Linked DNA regions of Homo sapiens: region 1 is linked to region 2. A link is a contact called in ENCODE Hi-C or POLR2A ChIA-PET data. All regions are on one chromosome and are shown on one strand. The core of a region is the stretch at or near the end of the contact, and the rest is flanking DNA. Distances in the headings are between cores, read along the strand shown. Region 1 overlaps DLGAP4 (DLG associated protein 4). Region 2 holds the start of SCAND1 (SCAN domain containing 1).

What was found. Hi-C counts contacts between places; a loop is a spot of excess contacts on that map. ChIA-PET counts read pairs that join two places held with the same protein, here RNA polymerase II (POLR2A). Pooled maps may share reads with other maps.
Region 1: a loop to region 2 is called in a pooled map, with 2.6 times the contacts of the local background. The contact joins the enhancer-like site here to the promoter of SCAND1 in region 2. A Hi-C loop is called at or near these places in 1 of 50 pooled maps. POLR2A ChIA-PET finds 5 or more read pairs at or near these places in 3 of 52 experiments (K562, activated CD8-positive, alpha-beta T cell and activated CD8-positive, alpha-beta memory T cell).

What each region holds. Positions count from the first base shown.
Region 1 is chr20:36,491,503-36,498,363 of GRCh38, reverse strand. DLGAP4 (DLG associated protein 4) reads right to left here. Exons shown (of 13, transcript NM_001365621.2): 8 at 1,298-1,659. Among named protein-coding and RNA genes, the nearest start is that of MYL9, 47 kb to the left of the region's middle. RefSeq lists an enhancer at 433-932. Within about 2 kb of position 5,188, at least 24 of the 41 ENCODE cell types and tissues checked have a DNase peak (open chromatin) inside an H3K27ac peak, as active enhancers do.
Region 2 is chr20:35,950,076-35,956,542 of GRCh38, reverse strand. SCAND1 (SCAN domain containing 1) reads left to right here and starts at 2,041. Exons shown (of 2, transcript NM_033630.3): 1 at 2,041-2,095; 2 at 2,204-2,919. The coding sequence starts at 2,259. The coding sequence ends at 2,798. It overlaps PHF20 (PHD finger protein 20), which reads right to left. Exons shown (of 18, transcript NM_016436.5): 18 at 6,173-6,467. It also overlaps a transcript of CNBD2 not described here. RefSeq lists enhancers at 1,474-1,683, 1,784-1,983, 2,064-2,323, 2,444-2,523.

The sequences.
Region 1 (6,861 bases), core at 3,939-6,438, 540 kb before region 2:
GAAGATCAGGCTACTCTCTGTGTTTCTGAGAATCCCACCTGTGCAGCGCAGGGACTGGACACTTAAGAAGCCCAGAAAACAGCAGCAGAGTCTCCTGGCCAACTCTCTCTCTGTTTATACATGGGGAAGTGGAAGCCTAGAGCTGCCTCTTGGAGGAAACAAATACAGGCAACTGCAAGAAATTGCTCAGTGAGCCTTCTCTGTTCCATTCAAGCTCCACTTTGTGTCCCACGCTCCTGCATTCCAGTGCTTTGTTATCAGCTGGGCCACATCCAATTGCTCAGGGGTGGCTGGAGGAGTCCCTTGCAGCCTGTGCCACAACACACAATGCCTCGTCCTCCCTGACTCAACCCCTGGGCTTGGGGGGGCCCTGTCTCCCCTCTCGCCCTCACCCACTGTAGCTGCCCCTCCCTCATGGCTCTGAACGTGCCCTAGTTTGGTCTGCAGGTCCAGCCAGGGCAGGGAGAGTCCACTCAATCTGGATTTAGAGAAACTCTTAAAAACTACAAGGCAGGGCCCAAGTTTCCCCAGCTCAGCAAACAAGACAGATTATTGACATCGGGTGCATGCAGGAGTGCAATGAAGCAGTGGAGGGGAAGCTGGCACACCTGCCCTGCTGTGTGCCATGACTATGGAGGGCCTGCTGACTTTGGCCACCTAACCCTGGGGAACCATCGCCTGGACCCTATCCCATGGAGGGAGGCAGTGAGACCGGCATCACCCTTCTCAATGACATGGGCCTGGTACCTCAAGCCACCTACCTGTCCCCAAGGCCCGAGAGGGCTCTGGGCAAAGTTCCCCTCGAGCAACCCCCATGGCTCAAGGGCCCTGGGTCCTGGGCCCCTGGCCCAACAGCGTCTATGCTCCATGCTGCTCCTGCCGCCAAGCGGGGCTATGGCCTCCGCACCCGAGCTGACCTTGGATTAGAGAACTGTTAGGCCAGTCCCGCCTCCCACGGGTCAGCTGGCAGGGCAAAGGGTGGAGTGGACAGACAGACAGTGGACAGGCAAACAGTGGACAGGAGATGGCTGGCTGAGTGTAACTACATTCACTGGGACAACCCACTGGAGGAGCAGAAACACATGCCCACAGCTGCTGACCAGCAGCACGTGTGGACAGATACCAGCGAGGCGTGGCTATGGGTGGAATTCGGTTTGGCCACTTGGGGCTGATCCCCCAAAATAGAGAGACAAACCACCTTTTCCCAGGAGACCTAGTGGGCCTCTACCAGATGTAATTACACACAGGCAGGTGCACGGAGTGGGCTGAGGACACAGAGTGCAAAAGGAGCCCCTACTTGTATTCCTATCGATGACAGTTTCCTTTTGGGGGCGGCCTCGGGGTGGGACTCAGAGCTGGTCAGCGTCCCTTGTTCACTTTTCAGAGCTGCATGTTTTGGGGGTGGCTCTGGGGCCTCAGGGGCTGGGGCGACTCCACCCCGTGTCACGCTGGGCGGTCGGGTACTGCTGTCCAGGCTGTCCGACGAGTTGCTCAGGCCCGACTGGCTAGTCACCTCGCTCTTGTGGTCCTGGCTGTCCAGGTAGGTGTCCTGGGCAGACTCAGTACTGCTCTGGACTGTGACTGAGATGAACGGCTTTGAAGTGGTGCGTGGAGGGACCGGTGGCGGGGTCTTCTTATACGCCACTAGGCATGATGAACCTGCAGATGGATGAGAGAAGGGCAGGGGAGAGGTGAGATGGTGAAGCCCCCAACCCTCTCAAGCCCCTTCCAATGCAGAAGCCCTGCCTGACTTGGCCCTAGCTCTGGGCTTAGCCATTCCGTCCGCAAGGATTTCTGGAGCAGGGAGAACGAGGGTCAAGACTGCAATGACCAAGACAGACACACACAGGCCCTACCCACCCTCATTCGAGACAAAGTCTTGAGGGGATGCCACCACTGGCCAAAGATATCCCCCACATCAGTCACACACAAACCTTATTATCCAGCAGGGGCATGTACTAGGTGAAGTGCGTGGGGCCACGAGGCTGTGACAGACCCTGACCCGTGCCGTGGGGAGGTGGTGACAACAGAGCAGATGCCAAAACAGCTAAGGAATGGTTAACCTTGCTATCTTCAAGGTCACTGAGAGACTCAGTGCTCCCCCTGGTCTTTTCCTTCCACACCACCTTCCCTCTCCCCTATTCCCTCTGCTTGGATGCCCCCTCTCCACCTGGTCAAAAATGAACACATCTGGCCGGGCGCAGTGGCTCACGCCTGTAGTCCCAGCATTTTGGGAGGCTGAAGTGGGCAGATCACCTGAGGTCAGGAGTTCGAGACCAGCCTGACCAACATGGAGAAACCTCATCTCTACTAAAAATACAAAATTAGCTGGGCGTGGTGGCGCATGCCTGTAATCCCAGCTACTCGGAAGGCTGAGGCAGGAGAACTGCTTGAACCTGGGAGGTGGAGGTTGCAGTGAGCCGAGGTTGCACCATTGCACTCCAGCCTGGGGAACAAAAGCAAAACTCCATCTCAAAACAAACAAACAAACAAACACATGAACAAACAAAAAAACACACATCCTTCAGGGTCCAGCTAACCCCTTTCCCTATCTTGCCATTCCCACCCCAACACTTTCTCGTTATGTGAAACCCGTACAGTGGTCTGCCTCCCTGTTCTCCACTGGTCCAACTCCCTGTTCTCCACTTTCTCCACTGAGATTCCCAGAGCCAGGACCTGCCATGGGTAGGAACCTGAACCATCTCTGAATCTCACCCTGACCCCAGCCAGGGGCTGACCCACAGCAGGAGCCCAGAACACCAAAGGCCCACTGCTTGCTTCTCAGACGATGAGAACTCTGTTGGCAATAGAAAGTGCTTTTCCAACAGTAGCTGTTTGCTGGGAGGGTGACGTTGGATCTAGTGCCTTTCTCAGCACCTTAACTCCAACTGCCTGTTGCCCTGTGAGGACTGAAACAAGCCCCTACCCTGGTCTGGGCCCATGAGCCAGATAAACTGTGCCTTCAAGGGGCTACAATCATGGTGATGGTGATAGCCCAGAGGCAACTCACAAAACAAGGCCCAGTATCACAGGAGCTGTGGACAAAGGACTGTAGAAACCATCCATCTGCCACTATGAGATACCATCACATAACCTATCAGAATGGCTAAAAAGTGACAACATCAAATGCTATTGAGAATGTGGAGAAAAAGTGATACTACTGTCATGGAAAATACATTGGCATTTTCTTATAAAAATAAAACATGCAGCTGGGCATGGTGGTACACGCCTGTAATCCTAGCTATCAGGAGGCTGAGGCAGGAGAATTGCTTAAACTTGGGAGGCGGAGGTTGCAGTGAGCCAAGATTACGCCACTGCACTCCAGCCTAGGCAATAAGAGCGAAATTCCGTCTCAAAAAAAAAAAAAAAAAAAAAAAAACCGAACAAAAAAAAAAAACCACTTTTTTACTTTTGGTAGAGATGAGGTCTCACTATGTTGCCAGGTTAGTCTCGAACTCCTGGACTCAAGGGATCCTCCTGCCTCAGTCTCCCAAAATGCTGGGATTATAGGTGTGAGCCACTGTGCCTGGCCTATAACATTCTTGAAATGACCTAGAGAACAGATTAGTAGTTGCTAGGGCAGAGGTGGTCACTAGGGAGAGGGTGAAGGGGAGGGCAAGGAGGGAAGTAGGTGTGGCTATAAAAAGGTAACAAGAGGGACCCTTGTATGAAGTGATGGAATAGTCCTGTATTGAGTGTGGGGATGGTTACATGAATGTATGCATGTGATAAAACTGCATAGCACTAACACACACACAAGTGGAACTGGGGAAATCTGAATAAGATGGGTGGATTGTATCTGTCGATATTCTGGATGTGAGAATGTATTAGTTTTGCAAGGTCTTACTATTGAGGGAAATCGAGTAAGGGGTATGAAGAATCCCTTTGTATTATTTTTTACAACTGCATGTGAATCTACAATTATCTAAAAATAAAATTTAATTTAAAATAATCCATCTGTTCATCCAATAGACATCTATGAAACCAAGGCCTTCTAGTGGATTCCAGAAAAGCCAGGAGCCCTCATCAGCAGAGAAACAGCTCTGCAGTGAGTTCTTTGAAAGTAACACATGCCACGATGTTAAGCCCAGGGAACTGGATGCTGTGCCTTGTGCCCAGCCTAGTCCAGAGGCCACAAAGTGCTCTGAGTTCCAAGCCAGGAGCACTCACTTCCTACTCGTCTGTTTGAAATGTCCCAGTCCTGCTCAGGCCTTGAGAAAACTCAGAGATCCCCCAGACAGACACCTGCATCTCTGGTTACCAACCTAAGAGCAGTGTACAGGCAGAAGGACAGCTACCTCTCTGGGCCAGAAGAAAGGCAGCAGGGAGGCAGGAGGCAGGGCTCAGGTCAAAAGAAGAATGGCTCTCCAACACATCATCCTGAGAGAGGAGGGACACGCCTGCTCAGCGAAGAGGAGCAACTGCGTTCAGCTGGCCACAAGGCACAGGCTGCGGGCCAAAAGCTGGGTCATTTACTAAGCTGTGCTCAGCAGCTTTGCGGCTTTCTAACGTAAGCCTCAGAGCCTGTGAGGTGGAGATCGTGACTATGCCCACTTTGCAGGTGGGGCACGTGAAGCTCAGGAAGGTTATACAACTTGCTCAAAGTTGCAGGAGTAAGCAGCAGCCGCATCTGCTCCACGGCACAGCCACCTCACTCTGCTCTCCAGGCCTTGGGCCCCTCCTCGCTGGGCTGGGCTGGGCTGGGCTGCCGGTGTTTGGGGCCTTCACTCATCACCACATCCCTACAGCATCCTGCTGGGCCCTGGGACCAGTCTGCAGGGGCACAACAAACCAAAATCTGACTGTGGGAGTAGAAAGGGCCTCGACGGAGGCAGAGGCCTGGCTTCCAGGCTCCTGCTTGCCCTCTGGGCTTCTCAGAACTCTCCTCTGTTCCGGAAGGGCGGGAGGGATTCTCACTGGGTCACAGCATACTGCATTCACACAGCCCCTGACAAACTCAAAGCACTGCCCCATTCATCTTCTCCCTCAAGGATGGGTGTGGAGCCTCCCATCACTGTGACTGCAGGGAAGATCCCCTCTGCGAATGCCCTCTCCACTGATGTCTGAAATCCTGAAATTCTCTAGTTTCAGAGTCATTTTGGTGGTAAGGGTCCAGAAGCCAGGGGGCAGTGTGGAACCAGACTAGCCTGAGTTCAGGTCCCAGCTCTTGTCACTGACCTGTTGTATGGCCCCAGTTTCCTCCTTGTAAAATGGGTGTGATTACATAGGTTGCATTGCAGAAGCTAAGGCTGGGCCAGGCCTAGGCTTGGCATCACTCCTCATTTCTGGTACAGACACAACTGGGCCTGTGGGTAGGGTGGGGATGGGGGGGCGAGCCAAATTTCTACCACTCCCCAGCCACTGGCAGGGAGTCTGGGCTGGTTCTCTGACTGGCCCAGGGACAGTTTCCACCAAGACCTGGACGTTTGTTTAGAGCAACTCTTGAAATCTATGGCCACCAGCAGAGACAGGACTAACTCACTGAGGATTTCAGGAAAGGAATGGATTTGTTTGACCTAAAGTCCCAAACAAATGGGGTTTTTTGCCCTAGATCAGAAAACGGAAGCCAACCTCAATTTGCTCAAAATGTTTAAGGGAGTATATCTCCCTTAGGAGGGTAGCAGTTAGTATGGGGGAGCAAGAACTGGGCACTAAGCCTAGCTTAGGCTGTGTGACACCAGAGTCCTTGTTCCCATCTGTGGGGTAGGGATGACACTGTCCATGAAGAGTGTGCATGCAGCATTCACGAGGTTCTGGTGGGAAGAGGCACACCTTCTTCCCAATGGAAGACAACAGGACTGCCCACAGTCAGGGTCTGGACAAAGGACTGACCCTCCAGCCTCTCTCTCAGAGCTGCTGGGCCCAGAGTTCTACTAAGCACCCTCAGACGCCCTGAGCCCTGGCCTAGGCAGCCAGTCATCAGAGGGAAAGTAACCCAGCCAGAAAGCAAGTCCAGGCCTGATTCGGTAAGAGGAAAGTGAGCTGATCTTGGATCCTCTGTCTCCTGAGGCACACACAGGCCACAGCCAGATAAGTGGTGTTGTCTAGCATACAAGATTTTGGGGCTTCAGGGGCTCCCTGGGGGACAGGCACCCCTCAGCTCTGAGTATTGCCTCCCTGAAGCAGGGAGATGGGACCTAACCTTGTACAGGAGAGCTCTCATTTCAAATGTGTGAATGCAGGAAATATAGTGAGGAAATACCTCACCCCCACCTCTTCCAATACCTCACCCCGGCCACTTCCTCCCCCGCTGGGGCCTTCACACATACTGTTCTTCTGCCTGGAAGGCTTCCCTCAGCTACCCACAAGTTTCAGAATTTCTTCCTCTGAGAGCCTCCCGACTGCCGTCTCTTCTTCCACCTGGGAATCTCCATCAGAGCACTGACCACATCAGTCCACGGGCTTGGAGGAGTCAACTGACAGCTACAGGCCTGGGGCAATTGAGGGAACTCTGTCCTGACAAATCATGCCACATGCCAGGATTGGGGTTATGCCTCAAGCACAAAGGCTCTCAATAATTTGTTGAAAGAGAAAATAAACCTCATTATCACTACAAAAACCCTCAGTTGCCAAAAACCCAGATTATTTGGCCATATAGCAAAGGCTCCCAACACTTTAGTATCCAAGGTTCTAGGGCTCCTCCCAAACCTGAGCCCTTTTTGCTTGGTCCCTGCCCATCCATCTCAGCAGCTTCATCTCATGCCCCTCCCACCCCCTCAGCATACCCCTTCCAGCTTCAGAGAACCAAATGCACAGTGCACCATTCCCAAACACGGCACACCTCCGTGCATCCAAGCCTTTACACATGCATGGGTTTCTGCTGGAGCCCCCTTCCCCTGTTCTCCATGCTTCCTGCCAGCC
Region 2 (6,467 bases), core at 792-3,291:
ACAACCTGAGAGCAACAGTAAATGCAAACAACATTCTATTTCAGAGAACCATAGGGAATGGTTGAGATTGAGACCAAATGGGACAGAGTATCTTGTCTAAAGGAAGTCGTCTCTACTCAGTGTCAGCTGATTGTTGACCAGCAGGAATTTGGGTCCAGTGTGGCCAGCTCTTCCGTTTTTTCAAGAAAAATTAGAAATCCAGATTTGCATGTGAAATCTCCCAATTTTTACATGTCAGCAACTAAAAAACATTAAAGGCCCACTGCAACGACTTTCAAGGTTTTCAGGCTATGGAAATGATTTCATGAGGGTCCACTTCTACCCATCCAAAGGAAACATCCTATGGTAGGGGTAAGTTTTATATCAGGGCTAATGGCATGTTAATGGTTGTTAAACCTGCTCCTCCATCCTGCACGGGCTCAAAAGGACTGCAAGGTCATAGAAAACCTTTCATATGAGGCCCCTGTCCTTTGAGGGCCTCAGTTTCCCCTTCTGTAAAATGAGGATATAAAACCTATTTGTGGCCCGGCACGGTGGCTCACGCCTGTAATGCCAGCACTTTGGGAGGCTGAGGAGAGTGGATCACCTGAGGTCAAGAGTTCGAGACCAGTCTGGCCAACACGGTGAAACTCCATCTGTACCAAAAATATAAAATATTAGCCGGGTGTGGTGGTGGGCGCCTGTAATCCCAGCTACTCGGGAGGCGGAGGGAGGAGAATCGCTTGAACCCGGTAGGCGGAGGACTCAGTCTCAAAACAAAAACAAAAACAAAAACAAAACTATTTGTGAGTCAGCTACCAAACAGAAAACCACCTGGCCGAGGGCTGTCAGGGCCACGTGCTTTTACCTACATCATCTCACTGAATTCTCAATTACCTCTGAGAGGTAAGTTCTATTACATCCACATTTTACTGATAAGAAAACAGTAGCTCAGAGATAGCAAGCAGTTTACCTAATAAAAACAAGAGCAAACTTCTTAAAAGCCCTTTCTCTCCAACGGCTTAATTTATTTAATCCTCCTAACAACTCTGAGCTGGGTATCGTCAAAGGGGATTCCACCAAGGTAGCCTCACTCCAACACTCTAACCCAAGGCTGCTCAACAGAAATATAATGTAAACTGCACATGCAATTTAAATGTTTTTAGAAGCTGCATTTAAAAAGTAAAAACACAGGTGAAATTAATAACATTTTTATTTGACCCAATATATGCAAAACATTATATTCCAACATGTAATCAGTATTAAAAAGTATTGAGATAATTTTTACATCAGTTTTTTCGTACTAAGTCCCGTATTTTACAATATAGCACATCTCAATTCGCTATATTTCGAGGGTTATCAACTAGCTACGTTGCAAGAGCTGAGTCAACTCAGGAGGCCAGCGGCCACCATAAGGGGCAATGCATTTAGAGTTCACTTATTAAATGCTGACGTTAACAGAACCCACAGAGCCGCATTTCCCTTGGTTTCGGAGGACACGCGAAAAATAACAACAGCAAAGGGTTCTCGAGCATCTCCTTCGCGCCAGACGGTGTGTTGTACTTTGTCATCGTCGCAGTAAGGCCGGTGCTATCGCCCTCCTAGTTTGACCAAGCGAGAGGACTTTCTCCAGATGGGCCCCTCCCGAGAGAATGGTCGCCGTCCCGCTCTCCTGTTCGGGTCACCACCGGCCGGGCGCCACTCGAACGAGCCCCGGCCAGCCGTCACCCTAATCATTCCCGAAGGAGGGGCCATCAGAGCTACAGCTCATCAGGGTCAATCAGAAGGGGCGCCCGCACGCAAAGGTCACCTGCAAACCGAAGCGGCGCACGGATAAGGTCCGGGACTTGAAGTCTATCTCCAAACATTCAGGCTCCTCCTCCGACTCCTCCTCGAACTGGCGCTCAGAGGCGCCACCATTCGGAAGGAGCCCAGGCCACGCGCAGCTCGCCCTCCCGCACCGCGAGGGCAGCAGCCGCCTCATGCGACTCGAGAACGCTAGAGGGCGCCGCTTCCGGGAGCCCGCAAGCGGCTTCCGGGTGCTCGCGCGCCGACCTGGACGCAGAGAAGCCAGAGACTTTCGCTTCCGGCTGCCGCAGGCGCTTCGCTGGTGCAGGTAAGCTCCGCACACTCTCGGCCGGTCCCGAGTCCGACTCCCTCAAGGGTGACGCGAGCTCTGCCCTTTAACCGGAAACGTCTCCCTGCTCACCCCACCCCCGCGCAGACGCAGTGCTGAGCACACAGCTACCGGACAAAGAGTGACGCCCGGAGCTGGAGTTATGGCGGCTACGGAGCCGATCTTGGCGGCCACTGGGAGTCCCGCGGCGGTGCCACCGGAGAAACTGGAAGGAGCCGGTTCGAGCTCAGCCCCTGAGCGTAACTGTGTGGGCTCCTCGCTGCCAGAGGCCTCACCGCCTGCCCCTGAGCCTTCCAGTCCCAACGCCGCGGTCCCTGAAGCCATCCCTACGCCCCGAGCTGCGGCCTCCGCGGCCCTGGAGCTGCCTCTCGGGCCCGCACCCGTGAGCGTAGCGCCTCAGGCCGAAGCTGAAGCGCGCTCCACACCAGGCCCCGCCGGCTCTAGACTCGGTCCCGAGACGTTCCGCCAGCGTTTCCGGCAGTTCCGCTACCAGGATGCGGCGGGTCCCCGGGAGGCTTTCCGGCAGCTGCGGGAGCTGTCCCGCCAGTGGCTGCGGCCTGACATCCGCACCAAGGAGCAGATCGTGGAGATGCTGGTGCAAGAGCAGCTGCTCGCCATCCTGCCCGAGGCGGCTCGGGCCCGGCGGATCCGCCGCCGCACGGATGTGCGCATCACTGGCTGAGCGGTGGAGCTGCGGGCGGCCAGGGCCGGGCGCTCTGTGCGGACTGGGGCCATGATCGGGCCCGGGGGCCTGAGCCTGGGACCCCACCCCGTGTTAATGAAAAATGAGTTTTGGCAGCGCCTGTGGTCTGGTGTGTCTCTTTCATTCGTTCTTATTGGGTTTATTTTACCAAGCCTGTTTCCTACCGCCTTTCTGGCTGGTGGCGAAACGAAGTTGGGAGTCCGTAACAATAAGGCCTTCGTTGGCTATAGTGGGATCTTTAGATGTTGACTGAACCTAGGTTATCCCTCTACCACACATGGGAAGTTTTTCACCTGGGCTCCCAAGGACCCACTTGGGTTTCTTACACGCAAAATAGCTGGCTCTATTAAATGCTCACTTAACTGGCTACCTCTATACCAATATGGGCACCAACTTGCACCTGCCCTTTGGGTACAGGCTTCCCAAAATGTCCAAGTTACTGGGCCATTTTAATGTGAAGTGTTTACTGCACACCTTCACAGAGATAGGCTAGTTCTTGTGAGCTCTGGCTTATGCCGCCAGGCTTGCTCAACTTCCTTGCCAAATTTTAGGCCTGTGGTAGGAATAAAGCAGAACTAGTTGAAGTAATGGATTATTTACATTACTGAAGCTACTCATTTTAATGTCTCTCCGGCTGGCTCCCTTTTGGTGTTTAAACTAGCATAATCGTTTACAAAGGGAAGAAAGAATTTGGCAAATAATGAGGACCTGTTCTGAAATCTTAAACCTACTCTGTTTCCAGAGGCTTCTGCCCAACCAGGAAGGAGCTAGTTAGGGTCCATGGACAGCTTGGATTGGTCCCAGATAGGTCCTATTGCAGTGAGTGCCATTTGTTAATATAAGGAAGGCCAGACTTGTCTTCCTTGCACTGCTCTCAACAATCAAAATCAGCCTGCAGTTCACACCACAAAGCATGAGTGAGACTGGGCTGGAAGTTGGTGAGGGGCAATTTGCTTTTGAATATTAAAGACAGACAAATTGAGAAGTATTTTTGCATTCTTGGGATTTCTTGGCAGAGTTTGCACCTGCCTCCCTGGAAAAAGATAGTTGTTTAGAAGGTAAGAACAGCCTTCTTTAAAAGGTAATGTTTAAAGAAGATTAGAATAGGTGAAGAAGGACAAGCACAGTGGCTCACGCCTGTAATCCCAGCACTGTGGGAGGCAGAGGCGGTGGATCACTTGAGATCAGGAGTTCGAGACCAGCTTGACCAACATAGTGAAACCCCCATCTCTACTAAAAATAGAAAATTATCTGGGTGTAGTGGCACATGGCTGTAATCTCAGTACTTTGGGAAGCCAAGGCGGGCGGATCACTTAAGGTCAGGAGTTTGAGACCAGCCTGACCAACATGGTGAAACTGTCTTTCTACTAAAAATACAAAATTAGCCGGGCTTGGTGGCGCACGCCTGTAATCCCAGCTATTCGGGAGGCTGAGGCAGGAGAATCGCTTGAAACCAGGAGGCGGAGGTTGCAGCGAGCAGTGATCGCGCCATTGCACTCCAGCCTGGGCAACAAGAGCGAAACTCCGTCTCAAAAAAAAAAGAATGGTGAAGAACTTTATACAGTCATGCATCTCTTAATGGGGATGCGTTCTGAAAATGAGCCCTTAGGCAGTTTTATTGTGTGAGCCTCATAGAGTGCACTTATGCAAACTAGATGGTATAGCCTACACACACCTAGGCTTTGTGATAGAGCCTACTGCTCGTAGGCTACAAGCCTGTACAGCATGTTACTGTACTGAATACTATAGGCAGTAACAATGGTAAGTATTTGTGTATCTATACATAGAAATGGTTAAGTAAAAATATAGAATAGGCCGGGTGCGGTGGCTCACACCTGTAATCCCAGCACTTTGGGAGGCCGAGGTGAGCGGATCACGAAGTCAGGAGTTTGAGACTAGCCTGACCATCATGGTGAAACCCCATCTCTACTCAAAATACAAAAATTATCTGGGCTTGGTTGCGGGCAACTGTAATCCTAGCTACTCAGGAGGCTGAGGGAGGAGAATTGTTTGAACCTGGGAGGCGAAGGTTGCAGTGAGCTGAGATCGCGCCATTGCACACCAGCCTAGGCAACACGGTGAGGCTCCATCTCAAAAAAAAAAAAAAACATTTATATATATTTATATATGTATATATACACACATGCATATATACACATACACATATATATATGCATATATACATATACACACACACACACATATATATATATATATATAAAAGTAAAAAATAAGAGTTTGCGGGACTGGACATTGTTCTGGCTGGGTAAGTGGTGAGTGAATGTGAAGATGTAGGACGTTACTGTACGCTACTCCAGAATTTATATAAACACTGAACACATAGACTAATTTTTTTTTGTTTGAGAGAGGATCTCACTTTGTTGCCCAGGCTGGAGTACAGTGGCACAATCTAGGTTCACTGCAACTTCTGGCTCCCAGGCCTAGGTGATCCTCCTGCCTCAGCCTCCCAAGTAGCTAGGAATACAGGTGCATGCCACCATGCCTGGCTAATTTTTGTAGAGATGGGGTTTCACCATGTTGCCCAGGCTGGTCACGAACTACTAAACTTATTTTTTTTAATTTTCTTTCTACAATAATAAATTAGCCTTAGTTCACCATAACTTTTTGTTTTTGTTTTTTGTTTTGTTGAGACAGTTTCACTCTGTTGCCCAGGCTAGAGTGCAGTGGTACGATCTCGACTCACTGCAACCTCCTCCTCCTGGGTTCAAGCAATTCTCCTGCCTCAGCCTCCCAAGTAGCTGGGACTACAGGCATGCGCCACCATGCTAATTTTTGTATTCTTAGTAGAGATGGGGTTTTGCCATGTTTGCCAGGCTGGTCTTGAACTCCTGACCCCAGGTGATCTGGCCGCCTTGGCCTCCCAAAGTGCTGGGGTTACAAGCGTGAGCGACGGCACCCAGCCTTTTATTTAGAGACAGGGTCTCCATCCTCAGCCTCCCTAAGTGCTAGGATTACAGATCTGAGGCACCTTGCCTGACCAACTTTTATACTTTGTAAGCTTTTAAATTTTAACTTTGACTTCTGTAATAACACTTTGTGTTTACACACATGGTACAACTATACAAATATATTTTCTTTATATCCTTATTCTATGAGTTTTTTTCTAGTTTAAATTTTTTATATATATTTTACTTTTTAGATTTTTGTTAAACACTAAGACAAATCCACGCATTAGCCTAGGCCTATGCAGTAGGACCATCAGGACATCACTAGGTGATGGGAATTTTTCAGCTCCATTATAATCTTATGGGACCACCCTGTATATGGGGTCCATGGTTGACAGAAACGTTATATGATGCATGACTGTAACTCAACAATACGTAACTGAAACATAGCAACAAGAACCTGTTTTATTTTTTCCAAATACAGATACAGAAGTCTGCGTGTTTTGCAAATATTGCTTCAAAGCAACATTTCTATATACAGCGCCTTCTGTTCTAATAGCGCGTAAACATAGATATGTATCCACAGTGCAATGTTGGCTCATCAAGGATCCACCTTGCATACACTTACCACTTAAAGAAACAAAATGATTAGTCAAACCGGAACTATTTTTGTCAAGGTAATTTTTTATAGGTGGATAGTTTTTCTAAAGACAAAACTTAGGTAGTGCACATATTTCTTTCT